Regions from separate parts of the Mus musculus genome. Here region 2 is linked to region 1. A link is a loop called in an ENCODE intact Hi-C map of the cell type or tissue named here. Cell type or tissue: heart. All regions are shown on one strand.

Region 1 (5,000 bases):
GTGTCTTTAATAAGTTTTTTCCTCATAGATTTAATAATTCTACAATTTTAAGAATCATTTCATTAAAAGATGGAAAAAAGCCCCAAACAAACAACAAACCTGGAGTTCATTTAGTCTGCTTTTTTTTTTTTTTTTTTTTTTTTTTTCTGAAACAGGGTTTCTCTGTGTAGCCCTGGCTGTCCTGGAACTCACTTTGTAGACCAGGCTGGCCTCGAACTCAGAAATCTGCCTGTCTCTGCCTCCCGAGTGCTGGGATTAAAGGCGTGCACCACCACACCCAGCATTTTTTTCCTTTTTAAAAGAAGATTTTTTTTTATTTTATAAGTGTTTTGCCAGCTTACATGCATGTGACATGCATGTATGCCTGATGCCCGTGGAGGTCAGAAGAGAGTGTTAGATGCTCTGGAAATGAAGTTACAGATAGTTACAGACAGTGTGCATGCTGGACCCTGAACTCAGGTACTATACTATACAGGTATTAAGTGCTCTTAATCAAGCCTCTCACATCATATTTTTATAGTTATATACATATATATATATATGTGTGTGTATACATATAATGTCATATATGTATACACACATATACATATATATATATATATACATACACACACATACATACACACACACATATAATTTTTGAGAGTCTTTCTATGTAGTCATGGCTGTCCTAGAACATGCTATGCAGACCAAGCTGGCCATGAACTCACAAAGACCCATCTGCCTCTACCTCCCAGTGCTGGGATTAAAGAAGCTGTGTATCATCATGCTTGTCCTGACTTGATATAAACATAAGGACACAGACTCAAACCTTAATAATATGTTATTTAAAAATATACTTATGAAAAAAATAAACAAATAAAAGGACAAGAGGCAGAGGCAGGAAGATATCTGTTAGTTCGAGGCCAGCCTGATCTACAAAACAAGTTCCAGGACAGCAGGACTACATAGAGACCCTGTCTCAAAAAACCAGGAAAACAAACAAACAAAAAAAACCAACAAAAAACAAAACCAAAAACAAACAAACAAAAGATTCAAAAAATATATCAAGGCACATACTCTAAATCACATACAAATTTACAGAAGTTAGTGAAAAAAAGGAAAGAAAGAAAAGAAAAAGCTTACTGAATAATCCTGATAACCTAGGCTGCCCCCCCCCCCATCAAGGTAGAAAAGGAGAACCAGCTACTACTACATACCACACTAATAAATACAAATGTATAAAAGGTGGTTTAAAAAGTTAATAGAAGGAGGCAGGTGGTAGCTCAAGCCTGTAATTCCCGCACCTGGGAAGCAGACGCAGGACGGTCAGGAGGTCAGGGTCATCCTTGGCGACATAGTAAACTTTAAACCAGCCTGGGCAGCCTGGAACACCTGAGATCCTGTCTCAACCAAGGAACAACACGCAAACAAACAGGAACCCAAAAGTTGATAAAATAAAATTGATGACATTAATGTGACAGGTGGCATTCAAATGGTTTTAAACCACCGGCAAAATACTGGATCTTTGCCACTGCGCATCTGCAGTTTCATTTATTTCCACAGGTTTTTTTTCTCCCCCCTCTTTTCTTCATTCTACCATAGTGTCACCTGGTGTCAACATATCCTCCCACACGGAACATGCACATGGACATTCATAGCAGCGTTACAGTGTGTGTGTAGAAACCTCCCAGGTGTCCATCAACAGGCGAGGTGGCCAGAATAGCATTCCTTTAGGAGAAGACATCAAGTTTTTCTAAATAGCGAAACAGTCACCAAGTAGCGCTGGCAGACGTCCCTCGGCCACGGAACAGTTGACAGCGGCGCCTAGTTGGCCCCATTTCCCTCCCGTGCCCACAGAATACTGATTGGCTGAGCTCAGGAAGGGGCAGGGTGAAGCTCAGCGGGACGGGAAGAAGCCCGGTCTCGCGAGATCCTCTTGGTTCCGCATTTTGGCTCGCGGAGCTGTGGGAGGCAGCGCGGAGGAGCCCGCGGTCGGTGCTTGGTCGCGGCGGCTGGAACTCGGTACCAAACCCGGGCCGTGAAGCTTCGGCAGCCCTGTAGAGCCGCGGACCGTCCTCTGCCTCCCGGTGCCCGCGGCGGCGCCGAGTCTGACGGGGCGGGGGCCACGGCCCCTCGGGCTAGCGAGGATGAGCTTCCTCTTGTGAGTGGGCCGGGCCGGGCCGGGGCGGGGCGGGTGTCGGTCGGCAGGGCCGGGCCGAGGGGCCAAGCGGAGGGCGGAGCCCGACCTAGGGCTGCTCCGGGCCTGCCGCCCCGGGATCGGCTAGCGCAGGAAAATGTGCAGTGCCTCGGTGACCAGACCAGGCTGAGAAAGAAAGGCGCAGGTTCTCAGTGGCTTCCCACAGGTTTGCATTTGGGAAGAGGGCATTGCTCCTTCCAATGTGACTTTTCTCTTAGCCCAGGCGGGGCTTGAACCTGGACTCCTCCTGCCTCTGCTTTCCCAAGGAGCCAGGATACAGCCTCGGCCACTAGGACAGGCCTCCTTTAAATGTGGGGGTTTTGTTTTGAGAAATGGTCTTGCTATGTAGCCCAGGCTGGCCTCGAGCCCTCTTAGATGTTGGGATTAAAGGTGGGTGCTTTCATCTCGGCCCACATGTGAATTTTTTTTAAGGTTTTTATTTTTTTTGAGAACTTAATAGATGCGTATTTTCATTTCTAACTCCTCCAGTGCCCTCTCATCTCCCATTCAAATTCATGTTCTCTTATCTATATTCTATATTACGTCTATACAACATACATACGTAATGGATCCAGTTAGTGTCGTCTGTATGTACTTGGGTGTAGAGCTGACTATTTCATTATGAGTCTATTTGAGCTTGTCCCTGAAAAACCTGACTCTTCTTGTGGACTGTCCATAGCTCTTCAGCCAGGTGAGGTAAATGGAAGTTTTTATTTATAACTTAAACCGATGGACAGTTTTTCCCACTCTTTGGCTATTCTGAATAACGCTGCTGTGAGCAGCTGGTTATAGGTTTTTGGGTATGTGTGTGTGATGGTATCTCCTGGGTCTTAGTGAGGTTTTTGCATGTTAGCCTTTGAGGCACTGCCAAGCCTTCTAAAGCCTGCACTGCATTTAACATCCCATTCTCATTGTATTGAGTTTTCAGAATTCTTCAGTTCACACCTGCCTGGTAATTACCACTGATAGATCTGAGGGTGAAGTGGAATTTATTGATTTACATTCTCCCAATGACCAGCAATGTTAAGCATCGTTTGTGTGTGTGTGTGTGTGTGTGTGTGTGTGTCTGTGTCTGTATTTTGTGTTTTCAGACTATTTGTGGATAGAGTTTATTGAGATCCTTTTCCTATTTTAAAATCAGATTGTTCTTTATTTTGTTAGCATCTGTTAATTGTACAAATTAATGGGTTTCACTGTGACATTTCCACGTGTGTATATGGTGCAGTGGTTGTGTCCGTCTGACTTTTTGGTTTCAGTTGTAAGAATTCTTTATGTATTTTGGATATGAGTGTCTCATTACATCTGTGACTTCTTCCATCCTCAGCGTTATTTTAACTGTTTTGATGGCATCATTAGAAGAATGTAAGTGTATTTTTCAAAGATTTATTTAGTTATTTAGTTTTTTTTTTTTTTTTTTTTTTTTTTTTTTGCTTGTTTGGTTTTTTTTTTTTTTTGAGATAGGGTTTCACAATGTAGCTCTGGCTGTCCTGGAGCTAACTATGTAAACCAGGCTGACCTCCCAGAGATCTGCCTCGCTCTCCCTCCAGAGTGCTGGGATTAAAGATGTATACCAGTATACCCAGTTTAGGATTTACTTTCATTTTATGAGTATGAGTGTTTTGCTTGTATGTATGTATGTATGTATGTATACCATGTACATCCAGTACCCACGGATGCCAGAAGAGGGCATCAAATCCCATGGGACTGGAGTTGTGGATGGTTGTGAGCCACCATGTGGGTGCTGGGAGCTGTATACCCCAGTCCTCTGCAAGAACAGCAAGTGTTCTTAACTACTGAGCCATCTCTTCAGCCCTTGAAGCACAAACCTCAATTTATCATATGAAGATCTTATTGAATCTTAAGAAATCATTTAATGTTAATTTTCCATATTCAGTTTCCTGTTATTCAGTTTCCTGTCTCCATGTGTTCCTGGGGTGATCCTTCTAATGTATATAGTTCTTTATAAAGTATGATATTTAGTCTAGTACTTTCATAATTTTTTACTTTTTACACTATTTAAAATTTACTTTCACAGGTAAGGTGTAAGTCCACGAGTCTGTTCCCTTCCCCTTTTAGATGTTGTCACAATTCTGATATGTCTTATTTTAATGCTTTTTCTGTTTTGTTGTTGTTTGTGCTTTCTATGGGTTACCAAAATAGACTTTGCTCTAATTTGGTTCTGTAATGTGTTCAGCTATGCTTTGACTATATATACCACATTACCTATTTTTACTGCACAGCATCCCATGATGTGGATATACACTCCATATCTACGAGTGCATGGAAGGAGTAGATTTGCATTGTTAAGATGTTGCTATAACAAGCACTAGAATCTACAGTGTGTCCTCCCCCACACGAACTGCTTGGTTAAATGCTCTGGTAGATGGGGATAATAGATTGTCCTATGCAACAACTTGTGTGTTGCTCCTGCACTAACACTTTTAAATTTTTACTTGTTTGTTTCATATATGTAGATCTGTGAGTGTGGAGTAGGCACACACTGTGTGATGCTGTGTCCTGATACACAGAGCATCATAGAAGAGGGCATTGGGGGCCTCCTATCACTTTTTGCCTCTTCTTTAAGGCAAGGTATCTTTTTGAACTTGAAACTCCTTTTTTATCCCCACTAGGCTGGAAGCCAGCAAGTTCCAGAGATCCTCCTTGTCTTAGTGTTGTGCTGCTGTGAAGAGACACAAGAACAGGGCAACTCTTACAAAGGAAAACATTTAATTTGGGCTTGCTTACAGTTTCAGAGGTTTAGTTCATTGGCATCATGGTGGGGAGCATGGCAGCATACCTGCTGACATGGTGCTGGAGAAGT
Region 2 (5,000 bases), 550 kb before region 1:
AATCCTAACCAAAGAAGACAAAACCTATTAAAGGCATACAAGGGCTAGGAAGGATGGGGTGGGTCACACCCAGCACTATAATGTCAGAAAACTGATTGTCATGAGTTTGGGATTATTAACCCGGGCTACATAGTGAGTTCCAGCTCAGCCTGGACTGCGTGCAGTATGAGACCATGACGACCACGCGTGTGCACATGTGTGCACGCACACAAGCAAGGGGGACTGGAGATGAAGTTAGGTGATAGAGCACTTGCCTAGGACCCTGAAATTTAACCCTTGGCACCTCAAAAAGTAATAATGAAATGTAAGGGGAGACTAACTACAACACTATGAGTTGGGGCTCCCCAAGGTTAGTAAGAAGAAAAAAGCACTCAATAGCCCACGGTCTGAATATGAGGGGCAAAATACCCTACTGTGGTTCTAGGAGACCCCACCCTACTGAACCAAAAGAATGAGGGCATGACAGCCACCTCTGGTCCCTAAGGGAAGGCCATGAATCCAGGGCAGCCACAGCTTTCATGGTCTGGTGAGCCCACCTCTAAGGTTTTCCCCAGTGGGAAGCCAGCCCCGGGGACAACGCCAGCTCCCAGAGGTGCACACTTCCCACCTGCCCTGGACATCCTCTGCCCTTTCACTCCTGGGAAAGGGAGTTACTGGAAGTCAGCTACTTCAAAGGATGCTTCAACCTGGGGTGCCCCAGCTGACAGTCAAGTCGAGACCTTTGAGTATGACTGTCACTTCCCCCAGAAAGAACACAAGTGAAAGAACGTTTCCTAATTGGCCCAAACTGCCAAGGCTTACTCTGGACTCCATCTTGCAACCTCTCCCAAGAACCACTGCCTCTGTCCCTGGAAAGGTAGCACCAGCTTCCCCCTCCCCCACCCACGCCCCACCCCCACTCATCCCCCCATCCCCCACCCCGGGGGGGGGGGGCCAGCTCGAATGTCTACCTTGGATAGAAAGCTGACAGAAAACTCCCAGAAGGAGAGCACCAATCTTCCCCAGTGGCTCCCTGAAACAAAGGCACCTCCCATAGCTTTCTAGTTGGTTCCTCCACCCCCCACCCCCCCCCCCGTGAGTCTGGTAGGACCTTCTCTGAAAGCTGTGGTCCCACAACCTCAAAAGAGGGGGGTAGGAGAGAAAAAAAGGAAGAAAAGAACGAAGAGGGTGTGGTTGTGCACATCTTTAACCCTAGCACCCAAGAGGCAGAAATATGTGGATCTCTGAGTTCCAGACCAACCTGGTCTACATAGCAGTTTTAGGCAAGCCAGGTATATAATAAAAAGAGGAAGCGGAGCTGGGGCCGCAGCTCAGTTGGTAAAGTCCTTGCCTATCATACACAAAGCCATGAGTTTGATTTCAACACCACATAAAGCAGGTTCCATGTGGGCTAAGGCAGGAGGATCAGACCAAGATTTCAAGGTCATCCTCTATGTATAGAGTTGGAGGCCAGCCTGAGCTATATGTCTCAAACAGGGAAAAGGTAAACAGAATTATTTACTGTGAATATTATTGTAGACTGCAATAGCCCCTCGCTCACAAAATTTTTCTAGCACAAAATGTCTGAAGCTCCAAGGTTGGGAAAACGGTGTGACGCCACCTCTAACCCAGTCCTTGGGACGTGCAGAGCCAGTGAGATAGGAGCACAATGAGGAGGCGTGCAGATGGAGCGGTACACAGAGAAAAGCCAGACTCCATGTTCAGGGCCTGAGAAGTGAAAGTTTCAAATTGCAAGAAAGTTGCAAGAAAAATGAAGCTGGAATGAGGGGGTAGCAGACAGGAGTGTAGAAGAAGGCTCCCGGAATACTCCAGTCTGGGTGAGACTAGAACTTGGGAAACTCTTTGGGTGTCTGCAAGGAGTCCACAGACCAACTGACAGGGTCGTAGCTGTCAGAAGAATGATGATAAAAACGAATTCAGGGCTCTGGTGGCACCGATGCCATTGCTCAAGCCAAGCTGGAAACCGGCTACATGCCTACACCACTGGGTAAAAGTGTTCCCAGCACCGTGAGTGAACACTGCACAGCCCTAATGTTCCCCAGAGGCAGGCAAGCCTGTGAGCTCAAGAACAATTTGTTCTTACCAAGGAGCAAAAGCCATCCATCCGGGTGTTCTTACAAAAATAACCTTAAGTGATCTTGGACAACTTAATCGTGACCTCAGTTCCGTGTCAATACAATAAAGAACACTCAAAACAAACGTGCTTATCTTGGGAAGTTATTTGAATATTCATGAGCTAACCTTGTCTGGAACCTGGAACAGGGCTCTGTTTGCAGCCAGAGCAGGTGCTCTCCATTAAATTACACAATAGCAATGAGCAAAAGCGAGTAGACACTGCACTTGCCCACTAGGATGCCAAGTGAAGCTAGTTGTAGCTGGTTACTATCTATGACTTCCAAGTGCTAAGACAAGAATAAGATAATCTTAGAGGAGTTCCAGAAAAGTCCCAATCAGAAAGCAGGCATGGTGGCCATGCCTTTCCTGCAGAGGCAGAGGAAAGTGCATCTCTGAGTTCAAAGCTACCCTGGTCTACAGGTGAGTGTCCAGCCCGCCAGGGATAATGAAAGGTGGAGGGTGGTAGGCAGATCTCTGTGATCTGGTCTACACTGTCTGGTCTACAACAGCGAGTTACTGAACAAACAGGCGGACTCTGTAGAGGGGCCTTGTCTCAAACCAAAAACAAAATATACCTAGCGTTTCTAAACCAGTTTCATCTTATAATTCTTCCTCAGCACAGAGACACTCCCAATATACTCTGCATCTCTTCTCAAACTTGAGGGGGATCAAACAGCTTTGCACACCTAAGCCAGATCAGGGAGTCTAAACTGGGAATCTAAATCCCTCGTGTGACACCTGGTTTTTTAAGTTACAGGCCTGATTCAATTCTGCCCCTATTGGTAACTTAGAGGAAGTACATCCAAGTGTCCTGGGGTTGGGAGTGTAAAGAAAAACGTAAAGGAACAAAAGGCTCACATCGTGGTGCCCAGTCAGTCACCATAAAATGGGATGGGCACAGTCACCTGCATCTTGTAGGAACAGGCCTCCCAAGAGGCTCTGGGTGGCGAATGAACCACAAGACAGAAGTTAGAACTCACTTTCAGATACTCTGGTTAATTCCCTTTCCATTCCCGGGAACAGACGATTCTACCGCACGTCCCTAGGGGTGTCTACCTGTCGTGCAACCACAGTCCCATCATCGGAGAGAAAGTTCATAAAAAGAATCCAGATGTCCAAGAGGAAAATTCACTCTCCCTAGGACTAGAGAGTCTTCCTCCACTTTGTGTTTTAGGAATTGTCAAGAGTTGGCTGAATCAATAGATAAGCCCAATGGAGCCTGCAAAATCATGCCAGCCTAAAGGCAAATGTCTAAACAAACCGAATTAAAGCGAAGGGCCACGTCCCAAGATATTAGAGAAAAACCAACCGATAAACTCAAATCAGGTACCTCTCTCAAATCTGAGGTTCATCTGCCAGGGCCCTGGATACATCAAAAGCAACCGACCAACCTCTCCCACGCAGTCAGGACCAAGAGAAGAGGGGGGAGGGGGCTGGAACGTGGTCAAGGCACTTTCCCTAAAATTTGTTCCTGTGAGACACTGTAATTTCAAATGTGTAACTGAGCTCTAACACAAACCTCTGGACAGCACCCACCCTCGGCCCCTGCCCCATACTAGACCATTCCCTCTCCTAAATCCTGGACTAGGGTAGGAACCAATCCCGTAATCCTGGGTATTTTAGAAACTCAATTCTCCTGGGAGTTAGAGCGCTCCGGGCCTGGCTCCGGTCCACCCCCACCTCTCTAGCCCGAAGAGGAGAGTGAGGCTCCAAGCAGGGCCGGAGGCGCTTTCTTATGTAAATGGCGCGCCGAGAGAACTGGAGTTTGCCGGGAAGGCAGAGTGAGGTGGGCTCAGGAAGGTCAGAGCGACTAAAGGTTCATTTTCAGAAACCAAGAAAACAAAACAAAAACAAAAAAGAAAAAAAAGAACTCTGGGGATCGTGGGGTGGGAAGATGAGTCCATTCCGTGTAACTTTTAGTTCCAAATCAGAACATACTATCCAAAATCCGCCCTCAACTCGGCGGCCAGACACGGGGACGAGGCGGGGCGGTCCCCAGGAAGGTCTGCTGTGAGGGGGCGCCCCTTTCGAGCCTCAGTTCCGGGCAGTTCAGTTCCGGGGAGGGGGCGCGGCAGGCTAGTCTTTCTGCGCCCTTTCCCGCTCCTTCCTGGGTGGCTCTCTCCCCCACCCCACCCCCGATCCACCCCCAAGGAGCGCCACGAGGAACCGAAGGCCTCTTCAACACATCCTTAAATTCAAGAGGGCCGGGCCCCAGCTGCTACACGCTTCCACCCCGCCTCCTCCCCTAAGCAGGATTCTTCCCCACGTGCTCCTGCCGGAACTCGGGGCTGCAGAAGGGGGCTCCTCCCACGTGGGCGCAGCAGTCTCAGACTACGTGCAGGGCGGCCGTCCCATCAAGAAATTAGGGGCTCTAAGGGTGGGGAGGGTGCGCGCAGGTCCCGGGTAGGTGGGACTATCGATGGTGAGCGGTCGGGCCACGAGGGTGCCTAGCAGACGTGGCTTCTCGCGCGCAGGACTTTCCCAGCTACCCAGACTGGTTCCACGTCTCCAGCCCCGAAGGAGGAGGAAGCAGGTCCTCTGCGTGCTCCAGATTCCGGGAGAGCACGCAACTTGGTCCGAAGCGAGCCAGAAGCTCCCGCCCGTGCCGACTTACCTTCTGCACTTGGTTTTGGTTGAGCTCCGTGAATAAGCAGGCGATCATATGCGAGGCGATCATCTTGTTGCGGCGAGTCGGGGCCAAATAGAGAAACCGAGGCTCGAGCGCTACCGATGGAGCAGGCAGCGCTGTCCGACCGCTTTGAAACCAGGCCCGGGTGTCCGGCTGGGATCGAAGACTCCAGGAGCCACACAAAGAAGCTTAACCACGATGGCTCACCAGCTGAGGGCCTCAAGTTTCCAGAAACAGGGTTTTTTTTTTTCTTTTT

The links. Peaks named below come from ENCODE experiments on the same cell type or tissue, not always from the same donor. Only the 100,000 strongest peaks of a DNase experiment are listed, where the experiment ranks them.
Region 2: a loop joins it to region 1, with 4 times the contacts of the local background. A loop is called at or near these places in 1 of 42 quality-filtered maps.

What each region holds. Positions count from the first base shown.
Region 1 is chr6:83,324,125-83,329,124 of GRCm38, forward strand. It overlaps Mob1a (MOB kinase activator 1A), which reads left to right and starts at 1,915. Exons shown (of 6, transcript NM_145571.2): 1 at 1,915-2,143. The coding sequence starts at 2,130. It also overlaps a transcript of Mthfd2 not described here. In heart, no CTCF peak of the experiment used is centred here; DNase peaks (open chromatin) are centred at 1,887 and 2,147; H3K4me3 peaks cover 2,260 bases; H3K27ac peaks cover 1,539 bases.
Region 2 is chr6:82,769,189-82,774,188 of GRCm38, forward strand. It overlaps Hk2 (hexokinase 2), which reads right to left. Exons shown (of 18, transcript NM_013820.3): 1 at 4,730-5,000. The coding sequence starts at 4,792. Among named protein-coding and RNA genes, the nearest start is that of Hk2, 2.8 kb to the right of the region's middle. In heart, a CTCF peak has its summit at 2,896; DNase peaks (open chromatin) are centred at 2,023, 3,763 and 4,413; H3K4me3 peaks cover 3,242 bases; H3K27ac peaks cover 4,812 bases.